2 separate regions of the Homo sapiens genome follow, and region 2 is linked to region 1. Evidence: read pairs that join two places in POLR2A ChIA-PET (ENCODE). Cell type or tissue: B cell. All regions are shown on one strand. Each heading gives the region's core, and the rest is flanking DNA. Links, peaks and the distances in the headings are about the cores only. Region 1 overlaps PDS5A (PDS5 cohesin associated factor A). Region 2 has its middle 24 kb from the start of PDS5A.

What was found. ChIA-PET counts read pairs that join two places held together with the same protein. Peaks named below come from ENCODE experiments on the same cell type or tissue, not always from the same donor. Only the 100,000 strongest peaks of a DNase experiment are listed, where the experiment ranks them.
Region 2: POLR2A ChIA-PET joins it to region 1 with 10 read pairs; 7 of 35 experiments call an interaction of 5 or more read pairs at or near these places.

The regions. Positions count from the first base shown.
Region 1 is chr4:39,929,284-39,937,467 of GRCh38, reverse strand. All of the region lies in intron 2 of PDS5A (PDS5 cohesin associated factor A), which reads left to right. It also overlaps the pseudogene RNA5SP159. Among named protein-coding and RNA genes, the nearest start is that of PDS5A, 45 kb to the left of the region's middle. In B cell, for the core only: no CTCF peak of the experiment used is centred there; a DNase peak (open chromatin) is centred at 4,247; H3K4me3 peaks cover 376 bases; H3K27ac peaks cover 1,757 bases.
Region 2 is chr4:39,997,689-40,005,872 of GRCh38, reverse strand. No RefSeq gene overlaps it. Among named protein-coding and RNA genes, the nearest start is that of PDS5A, 24 kb to the right of the region's middle. RefSeq lists enhancers at 4,353-4,866, 4,867-5,382, 5,383-5,896, 6,534-7,038. In B cell, for the core only: no CTCF peak of the experiment used is centred there; no DNase peak of the experiment used is centred there.

The DNA of each region.
Region 1 (8,184 bases), core at 3,114-5,613:
CAGTCCAGCCTGGGCGACAAAGTGAGAACCTTTCTCAAAAAATAAAATTAAAAAAAATTTTTAATAGCTGTATTGAGGTGTAATTGAATTACTGAACAATAATTTGGACATATTTAAATTATATGACATATAATAATCGATCTGATCTTTGTTCTGATTCTTGGCACAGAGCCTCAAAAACCCTTGGAATTTCCCAAGTGAGAGTGTCTTTGTTACGCTAATGAGGCAGCTCCTGGCAGTGCCACTAGATAGCTTCAGGATGGGGCTGGTCACTTAAATTAGAGGATTGAAACTTTCTCCCAGGAGAAGAGGGAGGCTGGAGATTGAGTTCAGTCTTGATTTTATCATTCATGCCTGCGTCATAAAGCCCAGTGAATCCTGTGAACACTAAAGCTCAGGGGAGGTTAGTGGTTGGTGAACACAGTGATATGCTGGGAGGATTACATGTCCAGATTCAATGAGAAGAGTATACGAAGCTCTGTGTCCCCATCCCATCCACACACCCCTCTTCACCCCCAAGACTTTGGCTGATGTGTCTCTTCAGTTTGACTGTTCTTGAGTTACATACTTTTCTTCCACCTTGTTATTTTCTGTTTCTTTCTTTTTCCTTCTAGCTCACAGCACCTGGTATTCCCCAGTGATCTACCATCCAAGATCGAGCAGGCTCAATCTTGTTTAGGCTTCCAAGTATTTCCTTTATAATAAAACTGTGACAGTAAACATAGTGCTTTCAGGCCAGGTGCAGTGGTTCACACCTGTAATGTGTGAACCAGCACTTTGGGAGGCCAAGGTGGGAAGATCACCTGAGGGCAGGAGTTTGAGACCAGCCTGGCCAACATGATGTAACCCCGTCTCTACTAAAAATAAAAAAAATTAGCCAGATGTGGTGGTATGCACCCAGCTATTAGGGCAGGCTGAGGCATGAGAATCACTTGAACCCAGGAGGCGGAGGTTATAATGAGCCACGGTTGTGCCACTGCACTCCAGCCTGGGTGACAGCGAAACTGTCTCAAATAGATAAATAATAAATAATAAATATAGTGCTTTCATTGAGTTCTGTGAGTTATTCTAGCAAATTTTTAAACCTGAGGAGGCTATAGGAAACCTGAAATTTATAGCTGGTCTGTCAGAAATGGAAGTTGTCCCTGAGAATTGGGGCTGGCATCGGAAGTGGAGGCAGTCTTGGGAAGAACTTTGCCTGTGGGGTTCTGCGCTAAGGTGGGTAGTGTCAGAACTGAATTGAAATGTAGGACACCTATTTGGTGTCAGAGAATTGCTGTCGGGGAATAACAACCTGACAAGTTTTGACATACATACACAGCATTGAAACCATCACTTCAATTAAAGTGAACTTATCACCCTCATAAGTTTCCTCCTTTTGCTTTTTAGTCCTCTCTGCTCCCCATTTGCGCCTTGCTTCTGTCAGGTTCCTTTTATCGCGAATTAGAAGTCTTTTGTATGGGTATACCACAATGGATTTATCCATTTACCTTTTGAAGGACAGTTGGTTATTTTCAGTTTTGTGATATGCTGAATAAAGCTGTTAGGAACACGTACTTGTATTTGTGTGAAATGTTTTCAGTAAATTCTTAAGAATGGAATTTTTGGCTTAAATGTTAAATGCATCTTTAAATTTTATGAAGAACTGCCATACAGTTATCTGAAGTGGTTGTACCATTTTATATATCTACCTCCAGTGTATGTTTCTCTTGTTAAGTCTGTTCAGATCTTTTCCTCATTTTTATGTTGAGTTGGATGATTCACATACTACCTGATTTCAAAACTTTTTAATAAAGCTACAGTAATCAAAGCTATGTGGTATTGGTAAAAGGGCACAGAAAATAGGAACACAACAGAGTCCAGAAATAGGCCTACATGGTATAGCAGTTTTTTTCAACAAAGATGCCAAAACAATCCTGTAGAAAAAGAGAAAGAATAGTCTTTTCTAGAAATGAGGCTTGAACACCTCGACCCAAAAGCTTTCAGTACATACAGAAATTAACTCAGAATGAATATAGACATACATATAAAAACCTAAAACTATAAAACTTTTCCAAGAACACATCGGAAGGCCAGACGCGGTGGCTCACGCCTATAATCCCAGCGCTTTGGGAGGCCAAGGCGGGTAGATCACTTGAGGCCAGGAGTTTGAGACCAGCCTGGCCAACATGGCAAAACCCCATCTCTACTGGAAGTAGCTGGGTGTGGTGGTGCACACCTGTAATCCCAGCTACTTGGGAGGCTGAGGCAGGAGGTTGCATTGAGCCGAGATTGTGCCACTGCACTCCAGCCTAGGCAACAGAGTGAGACTCCGTCCCAATCAGTCAATCAATCAATCAATCAATACCACAGCGGAGAAAATCTTTACAACTTTTGGTTAGGTAATGATTTCTTAGGTAGGACACACAAAGCACAAACCATAAAAGAAAATAATTGATAAAGTTAGATTACGTTAAATCCTTCATCAATTAAATTTTTCTATGCTGTTAAAGACAAGCCTCAGACTGGGAGAAAATATTTGCAATATACGTATCTGATAAAGGATTGGTACCCAGAATATATGACAGCTGAAAACACATAAGGAAAAAAGAAAAGAGATTTGGAGAGGCACGTCACCAAGAAAACGTAGAGTAGGTGGCAAATACGTGAAAAGATGCTTAATTTTGAGTTAATTTGTCTCAAAAAAATATTTATAGAGTGCTGGAATGTGGTAAATATTCAGTAAATGTTAATCATTATTAATAGTATTGGTGTTAGTGTTTCTTTTTTATCAATATTATAAAAACCTAGCTGTGGGCAAAAAAACTTAGTTTGATTTTTTCCTGCTCATTTCTTAAAAAAAAAAAAAAAAAGAAAAAAAAAGAAATACTAAGACCGCAATAGATAAATAGCCAGAGGGTATTAAAACACAATCCACAGGAAAAAATTCACACAGACTTACCAAGAAATTGTTTAATTCTCATAAGTGTATGATAAATTAGATGAGGTAAGAAGAGATTAGTCTACAAAGAGCCAATAGCATTTAAAAAGGCCTGAATGGCACAGGGGATTCTGACATGTTGAAGGATCTGAGAGAAAATCAGAGTCATGTTTCAAACACCAGTCAAGCTTTAGTTATGTTATTTTAAGCAGACAGGGAACTTGCTATTTAAAAAGTGATTTGGAATTGCTGGAAGAGCACCCTTAATTCAGGCTTACAGGACTAGACTCCGAGAACACTTCGTATAGCTGGCCCACAAGGAGAGCTGAATCCTGTGCTCTAATCAGAAAGGTGGGAAAATCAGGAAGCCACCCTGGAGCTCTTAAGTAGGGACACACGTTTAGCCGTAATCCAGTGATTAGGAAGTCACCATTGGTATAATTTGGTACAGAGCCTCACACAGTTTAATAGATTAGTACCAGCACAAAATGGATGCTTCTTCCCTCTATCTTCACAATACTAACAGCCAGTTAGTAGAAAGCTGCTGTGTATGTGCCTGCCCGCACACACATACACACAACAGCTCACTCCATACTTGCCAGCTGACAACAGCAGAAACTACACCACCACCTCTTCTGAACTTTCACCTTCCAAATCTTGAATAAGTGCCTCTGATGGGCTATACGAGAATTATGACTTCAACTCCATTGCAAGGGAATCTAGGAAATGTAGCTTTTATCTTTCCTGCCTCAGTACAGCACATTAAAAATGTGCACAGTAACGACATATTTAAAAAAGGGAAGAATGAATGGAATTTCATTTCTGTTCCTGTGTGGTAAAGCAAAATCTAGTGGCTTAAAATGAATAATTGTTTCTTTCAATTCTGTGAATAGACTTTGTGGTCCTTCTTTTCCATGTGGTGCCTTCTGGGGTCACTGGTTTTTTTTTTAAACAGTTTATTTTAATTTAATAACAATCTGGGAAGTCTGCATCAGCGGTTCTAGTGCAATATCAAGTGCAATTGGGAATTCAGAAATTTCAGTGGAACTGTTAGTTTAGTGAATCTCGTAGGTAAAAATATATGCATGCTTTAACTTTTATTTTATTTTTCTAGAGGTAGCATTTTGTTCTGTCACCAGGCTGGAGTGCATTGGCATGATCATAGCTCACTGCAGCCTAGAACTTCTGGGCTCAAGCAGTCATCTTGTCTCAGCCTCCCAAGTAGCTGAGATTGTAAGTGCAAGCCACCATTCTTGACAATACATACATACTTTTGATAGCACACATGAACAGACCTCTCTAAAATTGCTCTCAATGAGTTCATTCTCAGCAAACTGATCTGGGTCATTCAACATGGTTTTGGTTTTGGTTTTGGTTTTGAGACGGAGTTTTGCTTTTGTCACCCAGGCTGGAGTGCAATGGCACGATCTTGGCTTACTGCAATCTCTGCCTCCTGGATTCAAGCGTTACTCCTGCCCCATCCTCCCGAGTAGCTGGGACTACAGGCACCTGCCACCATGCCCGGCTAATTTTTGTATTTTTGATTGAGGCAGGGTTTCACCATGTTGGTCAGGATGGTCTCGAACTCCTGACCTCATGTGATCCACGCTCCTCAGCCTCCCAAAGTGCTGGGATTATAAGCATGAGCCACTGTGCTTGGCTTCAGCATGGCCTTTTGATTGTTCCTCATGTTAGTGCATGTTCTCTCTTTTTTTTTGAAATGGAGTCTTGCTCCTGTAGCCCAGGCTGGAGTGCAGTGGCGTGATCTCAGCTCACTGCAACCTCCGCCTCCTAGGTTCAAGCGATTCTCCTGCCCCGCCTCCTGAGTAGCTGGGATTATAGGCGCGCACCACCAGGCCCAGCTAATTTTTGTATTTTTAGTAGAGACAGGGTTTCACCATGTTGGTCAGGCTGGTCTCGAACTCCTGACCTCGTGATCTGCCTGCCTCAGCCTCCCAAAGTGCTGTGACCCACCGCGCTTAGCGCTGCATGTTCTCTTTTTACAATAAATTCATGACCATCGGAAGATACCAGTTTGACATACATGGCATCAGGACCTTCACAGCCACCACAGGTTTTCTCCCCTTGGTTGTGTGTATTTATGAAGCTCTACTTTGCTTCTACAGGGTCACTCTTATGGCTAAGTTTAGATGGCAGCTCAATTAGGCCACCTTAGTTCTCTTCCACGTAGTCTATGTGGTATACACAGCCTCTGTTTTTTGAATAGTCTGGGATTCCTAATAGCATGGTGGGTACATTCCCATAGGGGCATTGCAATCTCAACGTACAAATGCTTATCAGGCCTGTTCTTGCATCAGGCTTGCTAATGTCTGTTTGGCCAAAATAAGTCACATGGACTGGGCATGGAGGCTCATGCCTGTAATCCCAGCATTTGGGGAGGCTGAGGCAGGTGGATCATCTGAGGTCAGGAGTTGAAGACCAACCCAGCCAACGTGGTGAAATCCTGTCTCTACTAAAAATACAAAACTTAGCCAGACTTGGTGGCGAGTGCCTGTAGTTCCCAGCTACTTGGGAGGCTGAGGCAGAAGAATCCCTTGAACCTGGGAGGCAGAGATTGCAGTGAGCCAAGATCATGCCACTGCAGTTTAGCCTGGGCGACAGAGCAAGACTCTGTCTTAAAAAAAAAAAAAAAAAAGTCACCTGACCAAATCCAGAGTCATTGTGGAAGAAGACTATATAAGGTATACATATGAGAAGGCATTGTATCATAGCCTCCAAGATAGCTCTGAATGATCCTTATTTCCTTGTATTTACTCCCTTGTATAGTCCCCTGCAACACTGAACGGGGCTGTCCTGAGTAACGGAACAGGCTGTGGTAGAAGTGACAATGTATGCTTTTCAAGGTTAGGTCGTAAAAGACTGCCACTTCATATTTGCTCTCTTGGATCTTGCACCAGGGGAAAACCAACTGCCTTTTCACTTGAGCTGTCTAGAAAGGCCCATGTAGTGTGGAACTGAAGCCTTTCAACAACAGCAAGTGTCAACTTAGAACCGTAAGAATGAGTTACCTTCAAAACACACCCTCCACGCCCAGTCAAGCCTTCAGATAACTGCAGCCTTGACCAGGTACAGCCTCTTGAGAGATTCCAGGCCCACACGACTTAGCTAAGCCACTTTCCAATTCTTCAACCACATATGATAAATACATGTTATTGTTTTAAGGCACTGAGTTTTGGGGTATTTTGTTACATAGCAATAATTAAAAAAAATTTTTTTAGCCTGGGCACCATATGGCAAAATCCCATCCTACAAAAAAAAAAAAGTACAAAACCTAGCCAGGTGTGGTGGCGTGTGCTGTAGTATCAGCTGCTCAGGGGGCTGAGGTGGAAGGAACTCTTGAGCCTGGGAGGTGGAGGTTGCAGTGAGCTGAGATTGCGCCACTGTACTCCAGCCTAGGTGACAGAGCCAGACCCTTGTCTTGGAACTGCTGGGCTCAAGCGATCCTCCTGACTTGGCCTCCCAAAGTGCTGGGATTACAGGTGTGAGCCATCACATCCAGCCCTTCTCTATCTTTTGTTTCACAAACCCTGATTCTAGTTTCTTTGGATTTATCTAATTTCTCAAGATGGAAATATAGATGATTGCATTCTTTCTTTTGTAAAATACACATTTAAGATTATAAATTTCCTTTAAGTACAGTGGTAAGTGCATCCTATGAGTTTTGGTAGTTCATATTTACATTATAATTCAGTTCAAAATATTTTCTCATTTCCGTTATGATTCCTTCTTTTATCAGTTATACTTCCCTAAATATTTAGGGAAGAAATAAAACCAGTCTTACTATCACACTTTTGATATACTATGTTAGAAAAAAAGAGGGATCACTGCTTATTTTGTTTCAAGCCAGTATAATTTAGTACTAAAACCTGATACGGTTGTCTTAAGAAGTTATAAGCCAGTTTCTTTCATATAATTACAAAGAAATAGAAATAATGTAATAGCAAATAAAATGTAATACCTTAAAATGTTATGACCAAGTTGTCTTTATTTTAGCAATGCAAACTTGGACTAAAATAGTAAAATTAGAATGCAAACTTGAATTAAAATTAGAAAATCAGCCATTGGGATTTACTATATTAACAGAATTAGGGAAAAAGTATGATTATCTCAATAGGTGTCAAAAAATACTCAATAGCCCAGGCATGGTGGCTTATGCCTGTAATCCCAACACTTTGGGAGGCTGAGGCAGGCAGGTCGCTTGAGCCCAGGAGTTCGAGACCAGCCTGGGCAACATGGCAAAACCCTGTCTCTTAAAAAAAAAAAACAAAAAACAAAAAAACTTTTTTTTTTTTTTTTTTTTTTTTTTTTTTTGAGATGGAGTCTCACTCTGTTGCCCAGGCTGGAGTGCAAGTGGCACAGTCTCGGCTCACTGCAACTTCTGCCTCCCGGGTTCAAGAGATTCTCCTGCCTCAGCCTCCTGAGTAGCTGGGATTACAGTTGTGTGCTACTGTGCCCGGCTAATTTTTTGTATTTTTAGTAGAGACGGGGTTTCACTGTGTTGGCCAGGATGGTCTCGATCTTCTGACCTCGTGATCTGCCCGCCTCGGCCTCCCAAAGTGCTGGGATTACAGGCATGAGCCACCTCGCCCGGCCCCCCAAATTTTTTTTTTTTGATTAGCCAGGTATAGTGACACATGCTTGTAGATCCACCTACTTGGGAGGCTGAGGTTGGAGGACCACTTGAGTCTGGGAGGCATAGGTTGCAATGAGCTGAGATCGCTTCACTGCACTCCAGCCTAGGCAACAAAGCAAGTCCCTTTCTCAAAAAAAAATAATAATAATAAAATTTTACACTCATGATAAAAAATCTTGGCAGAATAAAAATATAGCTTGAATATTTGACAGTGGCGACAGATTGTATTAGGGTTCTCTTAGAGGGACAGAACTAACAGGAATACACACACACACACACACACACACGCCCCAATAGGATATGTATAGGAGATATATGTATGTAGGATATTAATGGGATATATATATATATATATATATATATATATATATATAGTTTATTAAGTATTAACTCACAAGGCCCCACAATAGGCTATCTGCAAGCTGAGAAGGAAGGAGAGCCAGTCCGAGTCCCAAAACTGAAGAACTTGGAGTCTGATGTTTGAGGGCAGGAAGCATCCAGCACGGGAGAAAGATGTAGACTGGGAGGCTAGTCCCGCCGTCCCTTTTCATGTTTTTCTGCCTACTTTATATTCGATGGAAGCTGATTAGATTGTGCCCACCAGCTTAAC
Region 2 (8,184 bases), core at 3,833-6,332, 68 kb before region 1:
TGTAATCCATTGATTCTAGAATATTGAGACATTATTTCTTTGAATATTCCATTTCATGTTATTCTCTGCTGCTAAACCACTGTTGGGCATATGTTAGCACCAGGCATGGTGGCTCCCACCTGTAATCCCAGCAATTTGAGAGACAGAGGCGGACAGATCACTTAGGCCCAATAGTTTGAGACCAACCTGGGCAACGTGGCAAAACTCCGTCTCTACTAACGATCTGTAACACTTACTTTCTTGTGGACTCAGCTGTGCATTGAAAAGAATGTGAAGGCTGGGCATGGTGGCTCAGGCCTGTAGTTCCAGAACTTTGGGAGGCCGAGGTAGGTGGATCACTTGAGGCCAGGAGTTTGAGACTAGCCTGGACAACATGGCAAAATCCCATCTCTACTAAAAATACAAAAATTAGCTAGTCGTGGTGGCACACACCTGTAATCCCAGCTACTAAGCAGGCTAAGAAAGGAAAATTGCTTGAACCCAGGAGGCTGAGATTGCAGTGAGCCAAGATCGTGGCCGTTGCACTGCAGCCTGAGTGAGAGCTAGACCCTGTCTCAAAAAAAAAAAAAAAAAAAAAAAAGAGATAAGAAGAAATATAGCAAAACAAAAAGAAATTAGCACACAAAAAGGCCTTAGGAGTCCTCCCTTGAAAGAAAATTCCTGCAAGATATGTTTCTTTTCAAAGGAAAAAAAAAGTTTTCAGCCTGGGCAACATGGAGAGTTCCCATTTCTACAAAAACAATGTAAAAATTAACTGGATGTGGCCAGGTGCGGTGGCTCAGGCCTGTAATCCCAGCACTTTGGGAGACCGAGGTGTGTGGATCACCTGAGGTGAGGAGTTCTAGACTAGCCTGCCCAATATGGCGAAACCCGGTCTCTATTAAAAATACAAAAATTAGCCGGGTATGGTGGCGGGCACCTGTAATCCCAGCTATGCGGGAGGCTGAGGCCGGAGAATCGTTTGAACCCGGGAGGCGGAGGTTGCAGTGAGCTGAGATCATGCCACTGCACTCCAGCCTGGGCAACAAGAGTGAAACTCTGTCTCAAAAAAAAAAAAAGAAAAAAAATGGGCTGGGTGGATCACGAGGTCAAGAGATCGAGACCATCCTGGCCAACATGGTGAAACCCCATCTCTACTAAAAATACAAAAATTAGCTGGGCGTGGTGGCGCACACCTGTTCCCAGCTACTCAGGAGGCTGAGGCAGCATAATCGATTGAACCCGGGAGGCAGAGGTTGCACTCCAGCCTGCTGACAGCGCGAGACTCGGTCTCAAAAAAAAAAAAAAAAATTAGCTGGACGTGGTGGTGTGCACCTGTGGTCCCAGCTACTTGGGAGGCTGAGGTGTGAGGATTGCTTGGGCCTGGGAGGTGGTGGCTGTAGTGAGCTGTGATCACGCCACTGCACTCTAGCCTAGGCAATGGAACAAGACCTTGTCTAAAAAAAAAAGTTTAAAAATACTGTCTTTGTTTATATAGAGAGAGAAATATGAAAAATTCACTGAAGACTGATATTCTTAATACTATCATATTTGTACAGTGTTGTAATTCAATTTAAAGTGACTACAGTTGTGATCATCAGAAAGCATTCCATGCATATGGGAGTAGCACTTGACCTTACACAGCCGACTCACCATTACCAGTTGTTGCAAAGCAGGGACATATCTAGCTTCTGCTGAACATGCAGATATACTAAAAGTGCCATGGGCTTGCACAGTAAGGCTAGAGTTACAGATCTTTGCTTGAGGTCAGTCCTGTGGGGGAAGTAGGAAAGAGGAAGTAGGATTAAGACTATTTGGCAGCAGATAAAGAATCTCTTCTGCAGTTAGGAATTCTTTATTAAACTTGAGGGTATAGACAAGATCAATTCCCCACCTCCAAGCATCAACAAGGACCCTTTGGTATCTGGACACCTTCCATCTCAAAGTGTGATTCATATATCAAATTTTGGTGATATGGACTCAGGCCAGGGTGATGCTATGGCCGTGCTGAATTACTTGACCCAGCTCTTTTTACCTGCAGTTGCTAGAACCCAAGTGCTTTCATGAGGTCAATGAAAGGATCAGATAGGTATTAAACTATTCCTAGCTCTTTTATTAAAATTGCTGTATAACAAAGAGTATATTCTTGCTTTTACTCTGCAGTGAGGTGGGGAAAACAGTGGACTAAAAATCTCACATCTCTTATACAAGAATGTTCATTGCAGCTCTATTCACAATGGCCAAAATCTGGAAATAACCCAAATGTCCATCAACCCGTGAATAGATAAATAGATCGTGGTATATCCTTACAATAAAATAATGCTCAGGAACAAATGCTTACAAATACAACAGCATGGATGAAATCTGAAAACATTATGCTAAGTTTTTGTTTTTGTTTTTTTTGAGACAGAGTCTTGCCCTGTCGCCCAGGCTGGAGTGCAATGGTGTGATCTCAGCTCACTGCAACCTCCATCTCCCAGGTTCAAGTAATTCTCCTGCCTCAGCCTCCCAAGTAGCTGGGATTACGGACGCACACCACCACACCCAGATAATTTTTTTGTAATTTTTAGTAGAGATGGGGTTTCACCATGTTGGCCAGGCTGGTCTCGAATTCCTGACCTCAGGTGATCCCCGTAAATCGGCCTCCCACAGTGCTAGGATTACAGGCCTAAGCCACCAGGCCCGGCCCACATTATTCTAAGTTTTAAAAGCCTTACACACAAGCATATATGTTGTATACTCTTTAAATTTCACTTATCCTGTCGGCTCTCCTTATCCATAGGTTCGTCATTCATGGATTCAACCAACCACAAATACAAAATATTCAGGCCAGGTGAGGTGGCTCATGCCTGTAATCCCAGAACTTTGGGAGGCCTAGGCAGGCAGATCACCTGAGGTCAGGAGTTTCAGACCAGCCTGACCAATGTGGAGAAAACCCGTCTGTACTAAAAATACAAAATTAGCCAGGCGTGGTGGCGCATGCCTGTAATCCCAGGTACTTGGGAGGCTGAGGCAGCAGAATCGCTTGGACCCAGGAGGCAGAGGCTGCAGTGAGCTCAAATCATGCCATAGCACTCCAGCCTGAGCAACAAGAGCGAGACTCCGTCTCAAAAAAAAAAAAATTCAGGAAATAAAAACAAAGCAGTTGGGCATGGTGGCTCAGGCCTGTAACCCCAGCATTTTGGGAGGCTGAAGCATGTGGATTGCTTGACCCCAGGAGTTTTGAGACCAGCCTGGGCAACATGGTGAAAACCCATCTCTACAAAAAATACAAAAAGTAGCCAGTCGTGGTGGCCTGAGCCTGTGGTCCCAGCTACTGGGGAGGCTGAGGTGGTAAGATCACTGGAGCCTGGGAAGTTGAGGCTGCACAGAGCCGTGATCACACCACTGCACTCCAGCCTGGGTGACAGAGCAAGACCCTGTCTCAAAAAATTAAAGTTAAAGTTTAAATGTAAACGTAAAGGCCAGGCGCAGTGGCTCACACCTGTAATCCCAGCACTTTGGGAGGCCTAGGCGGGTGGATCACGAGGTCAGGAGATTGAGACCATCCTGGCTAACACAGTGAAACCCCGTCTCTACTAAAAATACAAAAACTTAGCTGGGCGTGGCGGCGGGCTCCTGTAGTCCCAGCTACTGGGGAGGCTGAGGCAGGAGAATGGCGTGAACCTGGGAGGCGGAGCTTGCAATGAGTCGAGATCACGCCACTGCACTCCAGCCTGGGCGACAGAGCCAGACTCCGTCTCAAAAAAAAATAAAATAAATAAATAAATGTACATTTAAATTTTAAAAAATCTTTAATCTGGCCTGGTGCTTTGGCTCACACCTGTAATCCCAGCACTTTGGGAGGCTGAGGTGGGCGGATCACGGGGTCAGGAGATCGAGACCATCCTGGCTAACACAGTGAAACCCTGTCTCTACTAAAAATACAAAAAATTAGCCGGGAGTGGTGGCACGTGCCTGTAGTCCCAGCTACTCGGGAGGCTGAGGCAGGAGAATTGCTTGAACCCGGGAGGCGGAGGTTGTAGTGAGCTGATATCATGCCACTGCACTCCAGCCTGGGGGACAGAGCGAGACTCCATCTCAAAAAAAAAAAAAATGTGTAATCTTCATTTATTTATTTAGAGAGGGTCTCCTTCTGTCGCCCAGTCTCCCTCTGATGGCCTGCTGGAGTGCAGTGGTGCCGTCTTGGCTCAACACAACCTCTGCCTCTGGGATTCAAGAGATTCTGGTGCCTCAGTCTCCTGAGTAGCTGGGATTACAGGCGTGCACCACCACATCCGGCTAATTTTTGTATTGTTAGTTGAGACAGGGTTTTGCCATGTTGCCCAAGCCAGTGTCCAACTCGTGACCTCAAGTGATCTACCTGCCTCGAACTCCCAAAGTGCTGGGATGACAGGCGTGAGCCACCATGCCAGGCCTAAATATTGTATTTAAAGGAAAATTAAAAAAAAAATACAGCTCAATAGCAAGGCAAAAAAAAGATTGTTTAGAAAAACAATTTTAAAAAATACAAATAAAACTCAATACAGTATAGCAACTATTTAAATAGTATTTGCATTGTATTTGTTATTATAAGTAACCTAAATTTGATTTAAAATCTATGACAGGGGCCAGGCATGGTAGCTCATTCCTGTAATCCCAGCACTTTGGGAGGCCAAGGCACATGGATCACTTGAGGTCAGGAGTTAGAGACCAGCCTGGCTAATATAGCAAAACACCACCTCTACTAAATACAAAAATTAGCTGGGTGTAGTGGCGGGTGCCTGTAATCCCAGTTACTCAGGAGGCTGAGACAGGAGAATTCCTTGAACTCAGGAGGTGGAGGTTGCAGTGAGTCGATTTTGCGCCACTGCACTCCACCCTGGGGACCAAGTGAGACTCCGTCTCCAAAAAAAAAAAAAAAAAAAAAACAGAAAAAAGGATATGGGAGGAGGTACATCTAGTATATGCAAATACTAGGCCTCTTATATAAGGAAGTTGAGCATGCGAGGATATTTCGTGTCCATGCAGCTCTGGGAACCAATCCCCAGCAGATACTGAAGGATGACAGTATGAAGTTTCAGAACAGGCAAAATTAACTTGTTGGATTCATTCACCACTTTCCCATTGCTCATGGCACACTAGTGTCAACCTGAAATAATCAAAAGGATCAGAATCCACCTTAAAGACTTTATTCGAGCAAAAAATTGGAAATAGCCACTTGGGAGACAAAGGCTACAGGAAAATGGGGTCAGTGTTCTAAAGTTAAAAGTTAAGTTTCTTTCTTTCTATTTTTCTTTAATTTTAATTTTATTTATTTATTTTTTTTGGAGACAACATCTCGCCCTGTTGCTGAGGCTAGAGTGCAATGGTGCAATCTTTGCTCACTGCAACCGCCGCCTCCCGGCTTCAAGCGATTCTCCTGCCCCAGCCTCAGCTGGGATTACAGGCACGCTCCAACACACCTGGTTAAGACGGGGTTTCACCATGTTGGCCAGGCTGGTCTCGAACTCCTGACTTCAGATGATCCACCTGCCTCGGCCTCCCAAAGTGCTGGGATTACAGACATGAGCCACTGCGCACGGCCTTATTTTATTTTTTGAGACAGAGTCTTGCTCTGTCGCCCAAGCTGGAGTGCAGTGGCACGATTTTGGCTCACCGAAAACTCCACCCCCGCGTTCAAGTGATTCTCCTGCCTCAGCCTCCCAAGTAGCTGGGATTACAGGCGCCTGCTGCCATGCCCCACTAATTTTTTGTATTTTTAGTAGAGATGGGGTTTTCCCATGTTGGCCAGGCTGGTCTCAAACTCCTGATCTCACGTGATCCTCCTGCCTCAGCCTCCCAAAGTGCTGGGATTACAGGCGTGAGCCACCGCGCCTGGCCAGTTTTTAATTTTTTTTAAGAGATGAGATCTTACTATATTGCCCAGGCTGGTGTCAAACTCCCAGGCCCACAAGATCCTCCTGCCTTGGCCTCCCAAAGTACTGAGATTACAAGCATGAGCCACTGCACCCTGCCTTTAAATTCCTTCTTACAAAGACAGAAGAAAACAAGTTTAGTAGGATTATAACATTTTATATACTAGCCTGGTTTATGAATTACAACAATTTAATTAGTTATAGTTTACTTTTTTTCCCATATGGCTTGTTTTCTTTTTTCTTGCTTTTCTTTTTTTTTTTTTTTTTTTTGAGACGGAGTCTCGCTTCGTCGCCCAGGCGGCTGGAGTGCAGTGGCGCGATCTCGACTCCCTGCAAGCTCCGCCTCCCGGGTTCAAGCCATTCTCCTGTCTCAGTCTCCTGAGTAGCTAGGACTACAGGCGCCTGCCACCGCGCCTGGCTAATTTTTTGTATTTTTAGTAGAAACGGGGTTTCACCATGTTAGCCAAGATGGTCTCGATCTCCTGACCTCGTGATCCGCCTGCCTCGGCCTCCCAAAGTGCTGGGATTACAGGCGTGAGCCACTGCGCCCGGCCGCTTTTCTTTTTTTTTTTTTCTTTAGACAAAGTCTCACTCTGTTGCCCAGGCTGGAATGCACTGGTGCAAACTTGGCTCACTCCAACCTCTGTTTCCCAGGTTCAAGCAATTCTCCTGCCTTAACCTCCCAAGTAGCTGGGACCACAGGTGGTCTGCCACCACACCCAGCAAATATTTGTATTTTCAGTAGAGACGGAGTTTCACCGTATTGGCCAGGCTAGTCTGGAACTCTTGGCCTCAAGTGATCCGCCCACCCTGGCCTCCCAAAGTGTTGGGATTACAGGCATGAGCCACCACTCCCAGCCTGTTTTCTTTTCTTTGTGCTAGTTTTCATTACCTTTCCAATTTAAAAGAATGTACTTAACATTCCATCTTAAGAGGATGTGATAGCCATGAAGTCTTTGTGTGAGAAAAGTAAGAGGGAAGTTAATCTATAATGAAGATTAACTGTGAAGAGGGAAGAGGTCTGCCCTGGCCCTTTTAGTCCTTTGCAGTATTTTAAAAACAATGTAGATAAGGAATAAGAATAATCTATAATCAGAGAAACAAAGTTTCTAGTTGCCTAGGTAACAGCTGCCTGTCACATGATTCAGGCCTTATAATCTCTCTCCTTTAAGGCTCAAAATAATTTACAGTTCCAACATGCTAGATTTTAAATTTATTTTCACAGTAGCTACGCTAGCTTTTTTTTTTTTTTTTTTTTTTTTTTTTTTTTTGAAACAGAGCCTCGTTCTGTCTCCCAGGCTGGAATGCAGTGGCGCGATATCGGCTCACTGCAAGCTCCGCCTCCCGGGTTCACGCCATTCTCCTGCCTCAGCCTCCTGAGTAGCTGGGACTACAGGCGCCCGCCACCACGCCCAGCTAATTTTTTTTTTTTTTGTATTTTTAGTAGAGACGGGGTTTCACCGTATTAGCCAGGATGGTCTCGATCTCCTGACCTCGTGATCTGCCTGCCTCGGCCTCCCAAAGTGCTGGGATTACAGGCGTGAGCCACTGTGCCCGGCCTTTTTTTTTATTTTTTTATTTTTTTGTTCTTTGAAGTTAACAAGTACTTTCCTACCTCAGAGCCTTTTGTTCTGCTATTCCCCCAAAATAGGTTATTCTTTCTTCCCCTTTTAATCTGGATTACTACCCCAATTTAGACATCCTGTTTTTCAAGGAATCTTTCTGGTTAGCTCTCTTGCACTTATTTTTTGTCATAATTATACTAATTATAAATAAGTAATAATTGGTAAGTTTACTTGTTAGGGGCCTATTCCACCTTAGACTGTGAATTCCTTGATGTGCAGGACTATTTACATCTATTTAGTGTTCTACTCCCAACCTCTGTCAGCATTTTTGAAAGTATAGTGGGCGGCCGGGCACAGTGGCTCAAGCCTGTAATCCCACCACTTTGGGAGGCCAAGGCAGGTGGATCACCTGATGTCAGGAGTTCGAGACCAGCCTGGCCAAGACTGTGAAACCCCATCTCTACTAAAAATACAAAAATTAGCCAGGTGTGGTGGTGGGGGCCTGTAATCCCAGCTACTCAGGAGGCTGAGGCAGGAGAATTGCTTGAACCCAGGAAGTGGAGGTTGCAGTGAGCCAAGATTGTGCCACTGCACTCTAACCTGGGCGACAGAGCAAGACTCCATCTCAAAAAAAAAAACTAGCCGGGCGTGGTGGCGGGCACCTGTAATCCCAGCTACTTGGCAGGCTGAGGCAGGAGAATCTCTTGAGCCTGAGAGGCAGAGGTTGCAATGAGCTGAGACAT